Regions from separate parts of the Homo sapiens genome. Here region 1 is linked to region 2. Evidence: read pairs that join two places in POLR2A ChIA-PET (ENCODE). Cell type or tissue: PC-9. All regions are shown on one strand. Each heading gives the region's core, and the rest is flanking DNA. Links, peaks and the distances in the headings are about the cores only. Region 1 overlaps USP34 (ubiquitin specific peptidase 34). Region 2 overlaps USP34 (ubiquitin specific peptidase 34).

Evidence for each region. Peaks named below come from ENCODE experiments on the same cell type or tissue, not always from the same donor. Only the 100,000 strongest peaks of a DNase experiment are listed, where the experiment ranks them.
Region 1: POLR2A ChIA-PET joins it to region 2 with 8 read pairs; 11 of 35 experiments call an interaction of 5 or more read pairs at or near these places.

The regions. Positions count from the first base shown.
Region 1 is chr2:61,402,749-61,412,690 of GRCh38, forward strand. It overlaps USP34 (ubiquitin specific peptidase 34), which reads right to left. Exons shown (of 80, transcript NM_014709.4): 3 at 2,960-3,380. Among named protein-coding and RNA genes, the nearest start is that of SNORA70B, 9.7 kb to the right of the region's middle. In PC-9, for the core only: no CTCF peak of the experiment used is centred there; no DNase peak of the experiment used is centred there.
Region 2 is chr2:61,455,526-61,465,467 of GRCh38, forward strand. All of the region lies in intron 1 of USP34 (ubiquitin specific peptidase 34), which reads right to left. Among named protein-coding and RNA genes, the nearest start is that of USP34, 11 kb to the right of the region's middle. RefSeq lists silencers at 3,655-3,855, 4,669-4,963 and enhancers at 8,668-8,887, 9,772-9,942. In PC-9, for the core only: no CTCF peak of the experiment used is centred there; a DNase peak (open chromatin) is centred at 4,836; H3K27ac peaks cover 1,047 bases.

The DNA of each region.
Region 1 (9,942 bases), core at 569-8,568, 53 kb before region 2:
TAGATGGACAATTTCCTCAAAGAAAAGTGGGATAAAAATCTCTAGTAAGCTGTATTACATTTCATAATAATTTGTTTGCTTTAAAATAATTGTGTGTATATACATACAAAATTTATACATATATATAATTTTATAACATGTATGCTACCAAGTCTTTGATCTAAGACCATTTGAAACAGTTGACCCTTACCGCATTTAATTAAATGGCCACTGGGATAGAAACTAGAAATTTTAGAGCACTTGTAACAGATCATTATTAAGATAATAGAAACCTCGGAAACAACTATTACGAAAAGAAAATTAAAGAGGCACATATCTAATATATTAATAGAATTTGGTATAAGGAGGTAACTCCTTTATTATCTCTATGGGTATTTTTTGTCAGAATTTTCCTCGAAGACCTCAAAAAACCACTGCTTTCAACCAAGTAGTAACATAAAATACTCACGAATAATAATAACAAAGTACTTTAAAACAAAGTACAGGAGTGTAACTATGCCTACATTTAGAGATTACCATTTTTGAAAACAGGAAAGAAAAAACACTGATGAGCAAGTTTATTTTAGAAGCAGCAGACTCAGTATTACTTATATAGTTCTATATCATTAAGAAATTTTTAATTGGAAAAAATTTCTGTGAATTTCACATATCTAAGTCCCTAACGAAACTATTTTCAGCATCTTTCAGTTACCAAGTTAAGATATTAAAGCACTATGTAGATGGTGTTTATGTAGATTAAATATTTCAAGTTTGCCTGATGGGACTTTCTTTTGTTGAAAAAAGATTACTTTTTCAGAATATTTAATATATTTTATATCATGTAAGAGATTATTTAAGTTTCTATACTGGAAGATCACAGGCTAAGATTTTTAGAAAACAGAGCACAATCTGCTTTTAAACACTCTTTCTCCCCCACCCAGAGCAGGAGTGAGTGAAAGTTTATCAAAAAGCTTTAGAGGCTGGGCGCAGCGGCTCACGCCTGTAATCCCAGCACTTTGGGAGGCAGAAGCGGGCGGATCACAAGGCCAGGAGATCGAGACCATCCTGGCTAACAGGGTGAAGCCCCATCTCTACTAAAAAATACAAAGAAAAAAATTAGCCGGGCATGGTGGCGGGCACCTGTACTCCCAGCTACTCAGGAGGCTGAGGCAGGAGAATGACGTGAACCCGGGAGGCGGAGCTTGCAGTGAGCCGAGATCACACCACTGCACTCCAGCCTGGGCGACAGATCAAGACTCTATCTCAAAAAAAAAAAAAAAAAAAAAAAAAAGCTTTAGAACAGTAAGGAAAGAAGGACAGAAAGTACAACTTGGAAGAGGGCCAAGTAGGTGACTTGTGTGCCTGATTTAAAATATTCTTACGAAGAATTCTAACAGGGAAAATATCTGCCCTCAAGCTATGTTTTCAAATAAGTCTCCATTCGACATGAAAATATCCCAGTAAAGGACTATTATTTCCCAGATGAAGAAAGAGAGGTATAAAGGTTACAGAACAAATAAGCTAGAGAAAAGAGACAGATAAAAAACAAACAAAAAAAATGTCATAGATTCTCTAATGGCCATAATTCTTCATATTCCAGGATGCACAGGAAACAATGTATAAGATATAAAATGAAATTTTACCTCTCCTCCCCCCAGCAATGGAGTCTACTTCACTACCCCTTTGAATCTGGGCTGCCCTTGTGAACCGCTTCAAGTAACAGAAAGCAGCACAATAGAATATGGCAGAATTATACTGTGACATTTCAAAGGCTGTATCATAAGAAGTCTTACAGCTCCTACTTTTGCCTTCCTGGAGCACTGCTAAGACTACTATTTAAGGAAGCCAATCTACCCTAGTGGAAAATAAGCCATGTGGAGAAAATACAAGGAGCCCCAGATAACAGCCACTACCAACTGCCACACACACAAGTGCGACCCAGACCTTACCCATCCAGTTCTCAAAGTAAATTCACCTGCATAACTCAGCCTACACAAAACTAGCTAAGGAACTGCCTGTGAGAATCATGAGGAATAATAAACCACTGTTAAGTCATTAATATATTACCACATAATTGTCTCAATTCCCACTATGCCTAGAAATCAATCATATTATCTGAGTTAAGTCTAAGATAGGTTACTACATACTTAGAAATGCTTGCAAAAACATCACTAATAGAGTCAAGCATCTTAACTTACAAAAGAAAATACTATTACTTAGCCAGGGGTGGTGGCTCACGTCTGTAATCCCAGCACTTTGGGAGGCCGAGGTGGGCAGATCATGAGGTCAGGAGATCGAGACCATCCTGGCTAACACGGTGAAACCCCGTCTCTACTAAAGAAAATTCTTTTTAAACTTAGCCAGGTGTGGTGGCAGGCACCTGTAATCCCAACTACTTGGGAGGCTGAGGCAAGAGAATGGCATGAACCCAGGAGGCGGAGCTTGCAGTGAACCGAGATCACACCACTGCATTCCAGCCTGGGCAACAGAGAGAGACTCCATCTCAAAAAAAAAAAAAAAAAAAAAAAAAGAAAGAAAGAAAGAAAGAAAAGGAAATACTATTATTTGAAACTACTAATCACAGATAATTTGCTAAGCTTTTTTTTCTTGATAAAAGCAAATTCTGATCTGTAGACTGTTTCTAAGAATGAAATTTAAAATTCCATGTGTTTCTTTTCCCTCAACTATTATTTATTAAGAGTCATAAAATAAGCATAGATCTATAGCAGTAAAATGTTTAGATCACTACCAGATTAATTTCTGAGTTCAATGTATAGATCTTTCCTTGATAGGATGAACTATGCCGAGCAAATTTTCAGCACAAACTGCTGAAGAAATGCTCTGGAGAAACATTAAATAATTCTGGTGACAATAATGATTTTCCGCCAGCAGAAAACTGTCTTCATATTTATCAGTAAGAAACAGACTGCGAAGTTAAGACTTGGTATTACTTAAAATTCACACCACCTATTTTACATACCTCAATAGTAGGGTGAGTATTATGCTTGTAAGCAGTATATAAGGGAAACTGAATTTGAAAAATTTTTGCCACACATAGTAAGAGTTTTTCCTTCTCATCTGTACTCCATAAACTAAAAGGATCAGAACTCTTTGAAGATTCCTCCTCAGTCAGATTACAAATTCTTGTAGAGTTTGATTTTTTTTCTATTGATTTTTGTCTTTCTGTACTTCCTTCATTACACTCTCTATCTATATTCAGTGGTTCTTCTGCTTGATTACTCTCATCTTGCCACGTGGAATCTATGTTAATGGTAGTACAATGTTTACAAAGCTGGTCCCGGAGCACTTGAACTTGGGCAATCACTAAGTTAATAAGTGCACACACTACTTGATTAAAAATCTCCAAATGCTTATATTCCTTGAAGCAGCATAGACATTGCCTATAAGAGAAAAAAAATTGAATAAATTAGTAATAAAGCAGCAGCTGTATTTTTTAATAATATAAAAAAACAAGTAAGCAAATACTAAGTTATTTCTAGACTTGTTTTTATTTTTTCCTTCCTGCTGGGGTACACCTTAATAACATAAAGATAGCATCGCAACAACAACTGATATTTTAGTTAGTGTAAAGTCATCATGTTAGGTTTACAGCTATTATCTTCAGTTTTACGTATGGATTTGTCTGTCCTTCTACACATGGAACTATTTAAAAACAAGAATTGTGACATTTTGTTTCTCCAGTGTCAAGTACTCAATATATGTTTAGCAAGTTATTAGGAAACTTATAACAAAATATCTTATTAGTAAAGCCAGCTGGTTATTTAATATAAGGAATTTTGTTGTCAACTAATAAAACAGCCACATTTTTAGATTAATGTCCTTGAAGGCTACTTGGGAGGGGTGCTCTGACGCTATCTGGCAAATCAAAAGTGTTTAGGAACAACACACACACACTCTCTCTTTCTCTCTCTCTCTCCCCCCCAAGCTCCTGTAAAAAAAAATATATGTGTATTTAAAAAAAAAAAAAAAATATTGGCCAGGCGCAGTGGCTCACGCCTGTAATCCCAGCACGTTGGGAGGCTGAGGCAGGTGGATCATTTGAGGTCAGGAGTTCGAAACCAGCCTGACCAACATGGTGAAACCCTGTCTCTACTAAAAATGCAAAAAAAAAAATAGCTGGGTATGGTGGTGGGCACCTGTAATCCCAGCTACTTGGGAGGCTGAGGTAGGAGAATCACTTGAACCCGGGAGGCGGAGGCTGTAGTGAGCCAAGATTACACCACTGCACTCCAGCCTGGGCAACAAGACCAAAACGCAGTCTCAAAAAAAAAGTATTACAAACAAATCCAGTTCTCCTTAGACATGTTCAGTTAGTAGCACAATGCCTGGCATATGTAGATAATTAAAAGGATCTCAGCCAGGTGCAGTGGTTCACACCTGTAATCCCAACACTTTGGGAGACCAAGGTGGGAGGATCGCTTAAGTCCAGGAGCTCAAGACAACCCAGGGCAACATAATGAGGCCCATCTCTACAAAAACATAAAAATTAAAGAATCAGCTAGGCATCGTGGCTTGTGCCTGTAGTCCCAGCTATTCGAGAGGCTTGAGCCCAGGAGGCTGAGACAGCAGTGAACCCTGATCATGCCTGAGTGACAGAGCAAAACCATGTCTCAAAAAAAGGCAGGGAACGGTCTGGTGAATCAATAGGCAATTAATACATACGCAAGTACCTGGTTCTAATAATACTTGTACCAGATGACAGCTAAGCAACTATAATTTATAATCTGCACCCAGTAATAGCATCAGATCAAAACAACTATATTGTAGTCCAAATAGATCACCAATGCCCTGTATGATCATGTGGAAATAATCTTATTTCTCCAAGTGTGAATTTGAAGTACAGCCACAAATTACTTGATATTCTTCTGTGTAGACGGAACTCACTTCTAGTGAATAGAAAGTGGTGGAAGTGACAATGTGTGACATCTGAGACTAGGTCATAAAAGACATTGTCACTTCTGCCTTGCTCTTTTTTGGATCACTTACTCTAGAGGAAGCCACCTATCACTGAAAAACACTCAAGCAGCCTAAAGAGGAGACCACATGAGAAAGTACCAAGACCTCTCATTAACAACCAGCACTGAGGCTGGGTGTGGTGGCTCATGCCTGTAATCCCAGCACTTTGGGAGGCCGAGGTGCATGGATCACCTGAATTCAGGATTTCGAGATCAGCCTGGTCAACATGGTGAAACCCCATCTCTACTAAAAATACAAAAATTAGCCAGGCGTGGTGGTGGGCACCTGTAATCCCAGCTACTTGGGATGCTAAGGCAGGAGAATCACTTGAACCGGGGAAACAAAGATTGCAGTGAGCCGAGATCATGCCACTGCACTGCAGCCTGGGTGACAAAGCAAGATTCTGTCACAAAAAAATAAAAAATAAATAAAATAAACAACCAGCACTAACTTGGTCACTATCTAAAGCAAGCCAACTTGGAAGTATATCCTCCAGCCCCACATGAGCTTTTTACATGACTATGACCTGGCCAACACCTTGACTAAAACATTATAGGAAACCCGACCCAGAACCAAACAGCTAAAGGACTCCCAAATTCCTGTCCCATTGAAACTTTGAGGATAATAAATGTTTACTGCTGTTTTAAGATATAGTACTACTTTTGGAGTATTTTTGTCACACAGAAATATATAATTATAAATATATATAAATAATGCATCACATCTTTTTTATCTGTGGCAAAATGAAAGGGTTTTAATTTTTACCTCCAAGGCCTCCTCCAGCTTTACAATTCTATAGTATCACAACTCCCACAAGAAGAAAAATAAACACATTTCTCCTACAATTCTTCTGATTAACAGCTTTTTCCTTTGATGTTTAGGAAAAATCAGGTTTAAAGTAAGAGGTCAGGCTGGGTGTGGTGGCTCACACCTGTCATCACAGCACTTTGGGAGGCTGAGGCAAGCAGATCACTTAAGGTCAGGGGTTTGACACCAGCCTGGCCAACATGGTGAAACCTCTTCTCTACTAAAAATAAAAAATTAGACGGGCTTGGTGGTCTACCTGTAATCCCAGATACTGAGGAGGCTGAGGCAGGAGAGTCACTTGAACTTGGGAGGCGGAGGTTGCAGTGAGCCGAGATCACGCCCCCTGCACTCCAGCCTGGGAGACAGAGTGAGACACTCCCTCTCAAAAAAACAAACAAAAACAAAGTGAGGTCATAAACTTGAGTGTCGGGGGGTGCGCTGTCTCAGCCTGTAATCCCACCACTTTGGGAGGCCAAAGTGGGCAGATGACTAGAGGCCAGGAGTTCAAGACCAGCCTGACCAATACAGCAAAACCTCGTCTCTATTAAAAATACAAAAATTAGCTGGGCATGGTGGCACACACCTGTAATCCCACCTACTCAGGAGGCTGAGGCACAAGAATTGCTTGAACTCGGGAGGTGGAAGGTGCAGTCAGCCAAGATTGCACCACTGCACTCTAGCCTCGGTGATAGAGGGAGACTGTCTCAAAAAACATAAAAAACTTAGAAAAATCAGGTTCAAAGTAAGAGGTCAGGCCGGGTGTGGTGGCTCACGCCTGTAATCCCAGCACTTTGGGAGGCTGAGGCAGGCAGATCATTTACTAAAAATGGAATCTGAAAACCCAGAAAACGAACTTGAAGTCAGATTTGGATGAAGAAAGCCAAAGATTCAGCCAAACTTACTTTTAAAATAAGTGTTAGGGCCGGACACGGTGGCTCATGTCTGTAACCCCAGCACTTTGGGAGGCCAAGGCAGGTGGATCACTTGAGGTCAGGAGTTCGAGACCAGCCTGGCCAACATCGTGAAACCCCATCTCTACTAAAAATACAAAAATTAGCCAGCCATGGTGGCGGGTGCCTGTAATTCCAGCTACTCAGGAGGCAGAGACAGGAGAATTGTTTGAACCCAGGAAGCAGAGGTTGCAGTGAGCCAAGACTGCGCCACTGCACTCCAGCCTGGGCGACAGATCAAGACTCCATCTCAAAAAGTAAATAAATAAATAAAATAAGTGTTAGAAAATGAGCATTAAACTGCTTGATAATGGACCTAAGAAACTGATGATCTTCAAAGACAAAAATTATGTGAACAAAGTAACAGAAGAAACTGGGTCTGGGTCCTTCCAGATCCAAAATACACAAGTTCAAAAAGGGCTGTGAGTCTAACAGGGGAACACACACGTACACAAATATATGTATTTTTTAAATAATTGTATATTACATAAATAATACTTTTTATTCTATTACATTCAATTCTGAGAAGTCTAGGTATATGAATTCTCAATACGGCGTTTCCCTCTGTGTATCAATGGTTCCCAACCTTTTTGGCAACAGGGACCTGTTTTGTGGAAGACAATTTCTCCAAGGACCCAGAGGACTTTGGGATGATTCAAACACATTACATCTATTGTGCACGTTATAGTATCACACTGTAATATATAATGAAATAATTCTACAACTCACCATAATGTAGAATTAGTGGGAGCCCTGAGCTTGTTTTCCTACAACTAGACGGTACCATCTGGGGGTGATAGGAGACAGCGATAGATCATCAAGCATTATATTCTCATGAAAAGTGTGCAACCTAGATCCCTCACATGCACAGTTCACAACATGATTCATGCTCCTGTGAGAATCTGATGCTGCCACTGATCTGACAGGAGGTGGAGTTCAGGTGGTAATGTGAGCAATGGGGAATGGCTGTAAATACAGATGAAACTTCACTCACTCATCTGCCCTTCAGCTCCTGCTGTGTGGCCTGGTTCCTAATTGGGTACCAGTCTGTGGCCCAGGGGCTGGGGACCCTTGCTGTACATTGCATCCATAATGCAAGGCGGAAAAGGTGTTTTAAATAAAAATATCACTTTCAGTCAAAACCAGCTTGAATTTTTTTTAGCTACAAGCTTCACCAAAACCAGCTTGATTTTACACATAAACTTTACTTGTTCTCTATTCGAAATCCTACTACAAATATACTAAAGAACACTCTAGAAAAACAGAAATAATGAAACAGAAGATGACAGCTATCAACATATTTTGAGTGACAGAAAAGGGAAAAATAGTAAGTAATTCAGAGTGAAGGAAATAAACTTCCAACTAGCTATGAAATGGATTTACAAAGAAAAAGAAAAATCAACCCCACAGAACACTGGAAAGGCTCAGGACTTAAGAACATAAGATATCTCTAAAGGCAGGGATGAAGCCTGAGGCAGAAAATAAGACGACTAATGAAAGGTACAATTAAAACCTGCAGGTTCCCATCCTAAAAAAAACAAAATATTATTCCTGTATCACCCATGAAAACAAGTTTTTTCTATACATAATGAACAAGATAAACTCAGGAACACCAGATACCAAAGAAGGCAAGTGTGATCAAGAAAATGAAAGCAACTCATGCCTGTAATCCCAGCACTTTGGGGGGCAGAGGCAGGAGGATCGCTTAAGCCCAGGAATTCAAGACTGGTCTAGGCAACATAGTGAGACCTCGTCTCAAAAAAAAACAAAGTTAGGCAGGCAAGGTGCCATACGCCCGTAATCCCAGCTACACAGGAGGCAAAGATAAGAGGATTGCTTGACTCTAGGAGGTCAAGGTTGCAGTGAGCTAGACTATGCCACTGTACTCCAGCCCAGGTGACAGATCAAGATCCTGTCTCAAAAAAAAAAAAAAGAAAAAAAAACTGAAAGCAAGATAAGTGAAATATATGACTTAAATGGTAAACCTCCTCAAGTACCCTTCCTATCTGGTAACCCAACCACCAGACTAACATATCTCAAAGCGAAAGATTGAAATATACTTCTTTTAAATGTCTTTTTATAGCTCTTACCAAGTTTATTTCTTTCACTCCGAGTTACTATTTGTCCCTTTTCTGTCATCCAAACTATGCTGATAGCTGTCATCTTTTGTCCCATGATTTCTGTCCTTCTAGAGTGTTCTTAGTTTAGTGTATTTGTGGTGGGGTTTGGAATAGAAAAAGCCCGTTTAGCCCCAACAAGAAAGCCTACTCACCATTTAACCATCATACAGTAGTGGCCAACATCTGAGATGCCCTGACCACAGAGGCCTTCAAATTCACTTTTTAGTACCCCTCTTATTACCATGAAAGGATAACAATAATAAGATATGCGAGAAAAATTTTATCTGCCTTTGGATCATTGAAGGCAGATAAAAACAAACAGTAAGGGCGGGCGTGGTGGCTCATGCCTGTAAATCCCAGCACTTTGGGAGGCTGAGGCGGGTGGATCACCTGAGGTCAGAAGTTTGAGATCAGCCTGACCAACATGGAGAAACCCCGTCTCCACTAAAAATACAAAATCAGTTGGGCCTGGTGGCACATGCCTATAATCCCAGATACTTGGGAGGCTGAGGCAGGAGAACCACTTGAACCCAGGAGGCAGAGGCTGCAGTGAGCCGAGATCATGCCACTGCACTCCAGCCTGGGCAACAAGAGCGAAACTCCATCTCAAAAAAAAAAAAAAAAAAGAAAAGGAAGAAAAGAAAGAAACAGAAAGAAAAGAAAAGAAAAAAGAAATTTAGAGGAAACAGACAAAATACAAAAAGGAAAAAAAGATTTTAGCTGTAATTTATATCCTGAGAGATATAAAATATTACGTTACTGAAATAAGAATGAAATGTTATGAAAATATAAATTCAGATTACACAACAGGGCATTTTTTGGCCAGGGAGCCAAAATAACAATAACAAAATTCAGAGCACTGTAATGTATGCAAATACATATCATATACCTTTTGTATATATATCATTTACAGTTTAAAAACCAATTAAAATTATAGCAATTTGTAAAATTCAACAAAAGGTCCACAAAAGGGAAAAATGAAATCTCCCACAAAATAGAAAAAAATATTAATAATGGAGAGAAAAGGCCTGGTGCAGTGGCTCACACCTGTAATCCCAGCACTTTAGTAGGCTAAGGTGGGATGACTGCTTGAACCCAGGAGTTCAAGA
Region 2 (9,942 bases), core at 798-8,797:
GTAACATGAATCTGAGTCAGGAGGATCATTTGAGCCTGGAAGTTCAAGACCAGCCCAGGCAGCATACCAAGACCCCCATCTCAAAAACTTATATGCATATATACCACGTAGACCAACTTAAATTATATCAAGTCCACAAAGTTTTCTCCCATCATCCCAAAACTAAACTCCTCCCACTGCACTTCAACTAAAACTATTTCACAAAATTTACCATTTTTATTTTTCATGCTGTTGTTTTGCATATTTCTTATGCTAGCACTGCGTTAAATGTTGATATGCATTATCTTATTCACTCCTCACAAAATCCCTATGAGACATGTATTAAGAATATCCTCATCTCCAAATAAGAAACAAGGCATTAAGAGGTAAGGGAACTTAGCCAAAGTCAGAGACTTAATAAATGACAGGAGCAAGATTTGAACTCAGGTCTACCAGGTTCCAAAGATCACTCACTCAAGTATCATCCTACTGCCTCATCTGTACTCTGGAACCTTCCTTAAGAGAAAATACACAGCTAAATGTATTTCTATACCTACCAGCATACAGGAGAATGCTTTACACAAGTGTTTATGTTTTTAAAAAAACAAATATTTAAACAGAGTTAAGGTGAAACACAACTCAGTAAATACAATATTAAGAAATGGTTTTCAGTGTATTAGATATCCGTGGGCTTACTGCCCAGAAGCAATTTCACCTCTTTCATGGTAACAACGTGCCAGATTTCTTTTCCAGAAGCACACTCTTAGTTATGAGATTTGGGTGAGATCAGCTTCAAGAATAGGTCCTGATTAGTTTAAACCAATCAAAGTCCATCCTCTTTGAACTCTATTTCAGGAACAGAGTCAATAATATATGAAATGACATTTGTCAGGAAGGTTTTGGAAAAAGCAGCCTTCTTGTTCTTGTACAGTAAGTTCCAGAAAAGATTCACTCTTTTTCTCCGCATAGTTTAAGTACGTGATGTCCAAACACTGTGGTATGAAGATGTGGTATAAAAATGGTGCAGTAGTGCTGGGCACAGTGGCTCACACTTGCAATCCCAGCACTTTAGGAAGCCAAAGTAGGGAGATCACTTGAGCCCAGGAGTTGGAGACCAGCCTGGGAAACATGGTGAAACCCCATCTCTACTAAAAATAAAAAAAAATGGCCAGGCATGGTGGTTCACGCCTATAATCCCAACATTTTGGGAGGCTGAGGCAGGAGGATAGTTTGAGCCCAGGAGTTCACGACCAGCCTGGGCAACACAGTGGGACCCCATCTCAATTTACTAACAGAGTAAAAATAAAAAACACCAAAACGAAAATTAGCTGGGTGTGGTGGCACAGGCATGTAGTCCCAGCTACTATGGAAGCTGAGGCAGGAGGATAGCTTGGCCCACCTGGGACGTTGAGGCTGCAGTTAGCCATGACTGAGCCACTGTACTCCAGCCTGGGCAACAGAGCAAGACTCTGTCTGAAAAAACTAAACAGACCAGTGGTGACTGCTCACACCTGTAACCCCAGCACTTTAAGAGGCTGGAACAGAAGGATGGTTTGAGCCCAGGAGTTCAAGACCAGCCTGGGTAACATGGTGAAACCCTGCCTCTACAAAAATTACAAAAATTAGCCAGGTGTGATGGCACAGGCTTATAGTCCCAGCTACTCAGGTGGCTGAGGTGGGAGGATCTCTTGAGCCTGGGAGGTCAAGACTACAGTGAGCCGTGATCGTGCCACTGCACTCTAGACTGGGCGACAGAGCAAGACCTGTCAAATAAATAAGGTGCAGTAGCCATTTCTGTTACCATAGGAAGGGCCAAACTGAGGTCAAAACCAAGGAAGCCCAGCAAGCCACAGAGAAATAAAGTCCTGATTATGTTATAAACCCAATGATTAAAAGTAAAGCACACCTGAATATACACCTAGACGGCCTACTTATAGCTTTTAAAGAAAAACTCTGTTTCTGCCAAAGAAACGGTTTTTTCTGGTCCTTGAGACAGAATCCTACCTAGTTTAAAAAGAATAATAATTCTCAACCTTAAATTTAACCCACAGGTACTAATATCACGAACTAGTAAAGTGTTGTGTGTGGTGCCTCACGCCTGTAATCCCAGCACTTTGGGAGGCTGAGGCGGGAGAATCACTTGAGGCCAGAAGTTCAAGAGCAGCTTGGGAAATATAGTGAAACCCATTCCCAAATAAATAAGCAAGCAAGTTGGGTGTCATCATGAGCACCTGTAGTCCCAGCTACTTGGGAGGCTCTTTTGAGCCCAGGAGGTCAAGGCTGCAGTGAGCTAGGATCATATCACTGTACTCCAGCCTGAGTGACAGAGTGAGACCCTGTCTCCAAAAACAAACAGCAGCAGCAACAACAAAAAGTACCATTTTATGAAGAGGGTGGCAAGCAAGACATCACAAAAGCAAGGACTGACAGTACTTGATATATCCGAGAAAACAGGAAACACCACATCTAGCCTACCCTTGTTTTCCCTTCTATTATCAACCCACAGTGATCTTACGATTTTTCAGATATTTTAAATAAACACTGATCCTACCACATGCAGGCACTGTAAAACAGTAGTAACAGTTGCAATCATAGAACTGATAGTCTCATAGAATAAAAAAATTACAGTTGTAAACATAGAAATACATAATTCTAAATTGTGGTAAATGCTATGAATAAAAAGAACCAGAGCTACTTCAGACTTGGAGTTCAGGAAAGACTTCTCGAAAAAAATCATTTCAGTCAAAACTTAAAAGCATAAGAAGGTATATACAGGCCAGGCACGGGGGTTCACACCTGTAATCCCAGCACTTTGGGAGGCAGAGGCAGGCAAATCACCTGAGGTCAGGAGTTCAAGAGAAGCCTGGCCAACATGGTGAAACCCTGTCTCTACTAAAAATACAAAAATTAGCCGGGCGTGGTGGCGGGTGCCTGTAATCCCAGCTACTCGGGAGGCTGAGGCAGGAGAATCATTTGAACCCAGGAAGCAGAGGTTGCAGTGAGCCAAGATCACACCATTGCACTCCAGCCTGGGCAACAAGAGTGAAACTGTCTCAGAAAAAAAAAAAAAAAGGTATGTATAAAGGCTCAGTGTCATCAATGAAAGAAGGCAAAAAGGAAAAAAAAAAAAAAAAAGGCAAAGAGAACAAGGGAATGAAGCTAGCAGAGGCTAAGTCATGCAGAGCCTTCACAAGTCAAGGTAGGCCATATTTCACTCCTCTCATTCCCAGCAACTATTTCAAACAGGGCCCACTTGAATCTTCCATCTTCCTTAAAATCTTGGCGGGGCACAGTGGCTCACGCCTGTAATCCCAGCACTTTGGGAGGCCAAGGCAGGTGGATGGTGAGGTCAGGAGTTCAAGACCAGCCTGGTCAACATGGTGAAACCCCATTCCTACTAAATTTACAAAAATGAGCCGGGCACAGTGGTGGGCGCCTACAATCCCAGCTACTTGGGAGGCTGAGGCAGGAGAATTGCTTGAACCCGGGAGGTGGAAGTTGCAGTGAGCCGAGACTGCGCCACTGCAATCCAACCTGGGTGACAAATCAAGACTCCATCTCGGGAAAAAATAAAAACAAATCTTGCCTAATCCACTTTAGCCCAAATAAATCTCTCCACAGTTCCTTTAATGGTTTCTTATGAGTTTCCCAACTTCCACAGTCAGGGTCCTCTTAAAAATTAAAAAATAAAAATAAAAAAAGATAGCTTGGTTAGTGAAAAGTACAGAGAAGAAATAAGCACAACTAAATTCTAGTCCTACCCCTGCTACTTCTTTGCTGTGTGACCTTAGACAAATCTTTCTATTTCTCATGACTCTTACAAAGGAAGTACCTTCAAGGAAAACACTGTATAAGAAATTTCAGTGTTCAAATAGCTACAGAAGTGTATTATCATCACTGTGTTAAATATAATTCATCATAGTATTCCAACTTCATAAGCATGACACCACCTCCTAAAATTTGGGCACAATTAAGATACTTGAAAACAGGCCAGGCACGGTGGCTCACACCCATAATCCTAGCAGTTTGGGAGGCCAAGACGGGCGGATCACTTCAGGTCAAGAGTTCGAAACCAGCCTGGCCAACACGGTGAAACCCCGTCTCTACTAAAAATACAAAAGAATTAGCCGAGCGTGGTGGCAGGCACCTGTAATCCCAGCTACTCAGGAGGCTGAGGCAGGAGAATCGCTTGAACCCGGGAGGCGAAGGCTGCAGTGAGCTGATATTAAGCCACTGCACTCCAGCCTGGGCTACAGAGCCAAAAAAAAAAAAAGGCCAGGCACAGTGACTCACACCTGTAATCGTAGCACTTTGGGAGGCCAAGGTGGGCAGATCACCTGAGGTCAGGAGATCAAGACCATCCTGATTAACACGGTAAAACCCCATCTCTACTAAAAATACAAAAAAATTAGCTGGACATGGTGGCGGACGCCTGTAGTCCCAGCCACTCGGGTGGCTGAGGGAGGAGAATGGCGTCAACCCAGGAAGCAGAACTTGCAGTGAGCCGAGATCGCACCACTGCACTCCAGCCTGAGCGACAGAGCAAGACTCCATCTCAGAAAAAAGATACTTGAAAACAGTTTTATGTTGGCTTTTTTTGAGCACCCACATATTACTTAGTTTCCAAGCTTATTAAGAAATTACAATAGTCTCCCTTATTATCTTTGGTTTTGCTTTCCATAGTTAACCACAGTCACTATGGTCCAAAAATATTAAATGGAAAATTCCAGAAATAAACAATTCATAAGTTTTAAATTGCCATTCCGAGTGGCATGATGAAATCTTGTGCCGTCCCGTCTAGGATGTGAATCATCCTTTTGTCCAGCATATCCAGGCTGCACATGCAACCTACCCATTAAGTCACTAAGTAGCTGTCCTGGTTATCAGATCCACTGTGGCACTACACAATGCTTGTATTCAAGTAACCCTTACTTTACCCAATAATGGCCCCAAAGTGCAAGAGCAGCGATACTAGTAATTCAGATATGCCAAAGAAAAGCTTATTTGAAGTGAAAAGGTGAAAGTTCTTAAAATAATGAGAAAAAAAACAGTATATAGGGTACAGCACTATCTGTGGTTTGAGGTATCCACTGGAAGTCTCAGAACACATTCCACTTGGATAAGGGGGGAATACTGTATACCCTTTTTCTCCTCAAAAGAAATCTTACATAGAATTTCGATTCATAAAACAGGTAGAAGGCCGGGTGTGGCAGCTCATGCCTGTAATCCCAGTACTTTGGGAGGCCGAGGCAAGTGGATCACGAGTTCAGGAGATCGAGACCATCCTGGCCAACATGGAGAAACTCTGTCTCTACTAAAAACATAAAAATTAGCTGGGCATAGTGACGCACGCCTGTAGTCCCAGGTACTCGAGAGGCTGAGGCAGGACAATCACTTGAACCTGGGAGGTGGAGGTCCAGGAAGCCAAGATCGCGCCACTGCACTCCACCCTGGCAACAGGGCGAGACTCCATCTCAAAAAAAAAAAAAGAAAAAAAAAACAGGTAAAGGTGAGCTTTTTGTTGTTGTTGTTATTTCATTCTTATTAATAAAACTTACAAGTTAGAAAAAAAGCGAGCTTTGAATTTTGAAAGAAGGTAAGAGGGGCCGGGCAGGGTGGCTCACAACTGTAATCTCAGCATTTTGGGAGGCTGAGGCAGGTGGATGACTTGAGCTCAGGAGTTCAAGACCAGCCTGGCCAACAGGATGAAACCCTGTCTCTACTAAAAATGCAAAAGAATTAGCCAGGCATGGTGGCAGGCCCCTGTAATCCCAGCTACTCGGGAGTCTGAGGCAGGAGAATCACTTGAACCTGGGAGGCAGAGGTTGCAGTGAGCCGAGATGGCACCATTGCACTCCACCCTAGTGAACAAGAGCGAAATTCCGCCTCAAAAAAATAAAAAAAAAAACCCAAAACACTGAAATCTGAAATACAGAAAAAAAAACATACAATTCATTAAATAACAAAAATATGAATGGTTAAATTTACTAGTAATTGCTTAATACATTCTCTACCAAAATAACTTTTATTTTAAGAGATGAAGTCTTGCTATGTTGCCCAGGCTAGCCTTGAATTCCAGGGCTCAAGTGATCCTCCCACCTCAGCCTCCTGAGTAGCTGGGAATACTACAGGCACACATCACCATGCCCTGCTAAAATAACACTTTCTAAAGGATAATATTCAAGACAGGTGAAAGTGCCCTTACACAGGCACGACTACGACTAAAAGATCAATATATCCTTTCTGGCAAGCAAACAGTATGAAAATAATGAAAAATGTTTATATTTTTTGACACAGTAAACTCACGTCTAGAAATCTAAAAGAACCAGGGATGTAGATAAAAGATTTAAGTAGAAAGATGTACATTTGCGGCATTATTCATAATATGGGAGAACTGGAAACAGATATATTAAATTTTATATAAAATGAAATCTTATACAAAAACATGTTTTCAGCCAGACGCGGTGGCTCACACCTGTAGTCACAGCATTTTAGGGGGCCGAGGTGGGCAGATCATGAGGTCAGGAGTTCAAGACCAGCCTGGCCAACATGGTGAAACCTCATCTCTACTAAACGTAACAAAAATTAGTCAGGCATGGTGGCAGTTGCCTGTAATCACAGCTACCCAGGAGGTTGAGGCAGGAAAATCGCTTGAACCCGGGAGGCGGAGGTTGCAGTGAGCCAAGATCAGGCCATCGCACTCCAGCCTGGGGCAACAGAACAAGACTCCATCTCAGGGGGAAAAAAAAAAAAAAGAAAATCAGCCAGGCGTGGTGGCTCATGCCTGTAATCCCAGCAGTTTGGGAGGCCGAGGTGGGTGAATCACTTGAGGCTAGGAGTTTGAGAACAGCCTGGGCAAAACAGTGAAGCCCCATTCCTACAAAAAACACAAATATTAGCTGGGCATGGTGGTACGCACCTGTAATCCCAGCTACTTGGGAAGCTGAGGCAGGAGAATTGCTTGAACCCAGGAAGAGGAGGTTGAAGTGAGCCAAGATCATGCCACTGCACTCCAGCCTGGGCCACAGAGTAAGACTCCGTCTCCAAAAAAAAAAAAAAAATCAATTCAGGAGAACCGGACAAAGTAGCTCACACCCTGTAATCCCAGCACTCTGGGAGGCTGAGGCAAGCGGATCACTTGAGGCCAGGAGTTTGAGACCAGCCTGACCAACATGGCGAAACCCCATCTCTACTAAATATACAAAAATTAGCCCGGCATGATGGCACATGCCTATAATCCCAGCTACTTGGGAGGGTGAGGCACAAGAACTGCTTGAGCCCCCCAAGGCAGAGGGTGCAGTGAGCCGAGACTGTACCAATGCACTCCAGCCTGGGAGACAGAGGGAAACTGTTTCCCAAAAAAAAAAAAAAAAAGGCAGCCAGGTGTGCTGGTATACACACCTATAGTCCCTGCTACTCAGGAGGGTGAGACAGGAAAATCACTTGAGCCCAGGAGGTCAAGTTATAGTAAGCAATAATCACTTCATTGCACTCCAGCCTGGATGACAGAATAAGACTCCATCTCCAAAGGGGGGAAAAAAATTCCAACTTTAGATTAAATGTCTACTGAAAAAGTTATGTTACTAATTGATTTCGTACCTATATACTCATAGTATCTAAAAAGCTCTGGAAACATGTAGTTTTATTAAACGGTTCACTGCAGAATAACAGTATTAAGAAAGATTCTCAGCCGGGTACAGCATACCCCAACACTTTGGGAGGCTGAGGCAGGAGCATCACTTGAGCCCAGGAGCTTGAGGCTGCAGTGAGCTATAATTGGGCCACTGCACCCCAGCATGGGTGATACACTGTCTCTTAAAAAATAATCAAAAATCAAAAAATTTGAAATTTTATTCAATGAAAAAGATTCTTATTCAGCTATACTTATTACCACTTTTGAATTCCTACTACAATTATCACAGAAATTTGTCTGAATTTTTGAAGATACATAAAACACGGTCAGTAATTTTCACTTTGCCAACTGAACAGTGGTGATTCAGATAGATCATCATAAAATTTATACAATGTTAACTAGTAAGAACTTTTAGGCCAGGCAGGATGGCTCACACCCCTAAACCCAACACTTTGGGAGGCCAAGGGAGGCGGATTACCTGGGGTCAGGAATTCAAGACCATCCTGGCCAACATGGTGAAACCCCACATCGACTAAAATTACAAAAATTAGCCAGGCATGGTGGTGCATGCCTGTAATCCCAGCTACTCAGGAGGCTGAGGCAGGAGAATCGCTTGAACCCAGGAGGCGGAGGTTGCAATGAGCCGAGATCATGCCATTGCACACCAGCCTGGGCAACAGGAACAAAATTCCTTTTCAAAAAAAAAAAAAACTCTTAGCCTAATCTGGGATTAAGTCCTGTGGTTCCACCAAACAGTCACATGTGACCCTAAGCAAGTCACATAAATTCTCTAAACCTTAGTTCCCTCATCTGAAAAGGATGACAGAGTACCTCCCTCAAAGAACTGATTAAATCAGCAGCATGCAAAGCATGTAAAGTACTTAAGTACCCAACACAAACTATTCAATAAAGTAATCTGCTTTAAAAATAAAACACACTGAAAGGCCGAGGCAGGTGGATCACCTGACATCATTAGTTCAAGACCAGTGTGGCCAAACTGGTGAAAATTAGTCTCGACTAAAAATACAAACATTAGCTGGGCGTGGTGGCAGGCGCCTCTAATTCCAGCTACTCAGGAGGATGAGGCAGGAGAATCACTTGAAGCAAGGAGGTGGAAGTTGCAGTGAGCTGAGATCGTGCCATTGCACTGCAGCCTGGGCAACAGAGTGAGACTCCGTCTCAAAAACACCACCACCAACAAAATAAACACAACAGAATTATTCTGCAAATACAGATATTGGAGTAGCTGAGTTCCATCTCAAATTTGACTATGCAGGTTGACAGGTGATCTTGGCAAACTACTTATCCTTTCTGAAGTTCAACTTTTTCACCAAATGGTATTGGGATACAACACTTGCTCTTGCCTATCTCACATGAATTATCCATTTTGGACAACTTGGTAAACTATAACCCACCAAACGAATACACAGAGTAAAATCTACAACACATAAGTGGTTTAAAACAATGACGTACACCAGGCGTGGTGGCTCACGCCTGTAGTCCCAGGAGGCGGAGGTTGCAGTGAGCCCAAGATCGCACCACTGCACTCCAGCCTGGGCGAAAGAGCGAGACTCCGTCTCAAAAAAAAAAAAAAAAAAAAAAAGAGGTACTATGTAATTTTCACTCTGCTTTCAGAGAAATTTACCTTACGAGGTAAATAACCTCAGTTTACTAGTGAGTTTGCTATGGTGATGGCCTAAAGCATGTAATTTTAAGCCTCCAACTCCTCACCAAGATCTAGAAATGCTTTGGCCTTTGTAAACTGGTTCACAAAAGTAACTACAAAAGCAGTTATCAGACAAACTCAACAGAACAAGCAGAGGAACAGAAATTTAAAATTTATCCTAAACAGAATGTAATCCCACAAAATGATAACAGCAAAATTTACTCAATACATCCAAGCTTTTTAAATGTTTTTAAAATGAAGCATGAAAAGAAAATGGCAAGTCCAGTATTTTAGTATTGTTGGGATTGGTTATTCTAACACTAAAGCCAAATATGATTTTGAAATGTAGTTTCAACTTTTATGATATGTGTCAAGATTATATTTAAAAAGGGTGGGTGTGGTGGGGCAAGGGTACTTATGATAGGATCCTTAGTCTGGTTCCAGGAACAAACTTCAACGGGTCCTCAACCTGTAAGCACAATTCTGTGTCTGTATGCCTCTGCATGTTTCCACAGTGAAAGTTTACAGCTTCAGATTCTCAGGACTAGAGGTATAACTAATAATATTAATACTCTCACCAAAAACTGATGACAAAACGAACTGTTCATAATCTGTTACTTTTAACGATACTGCATTCTGCCAAACTTTAAACATTCCACATTAA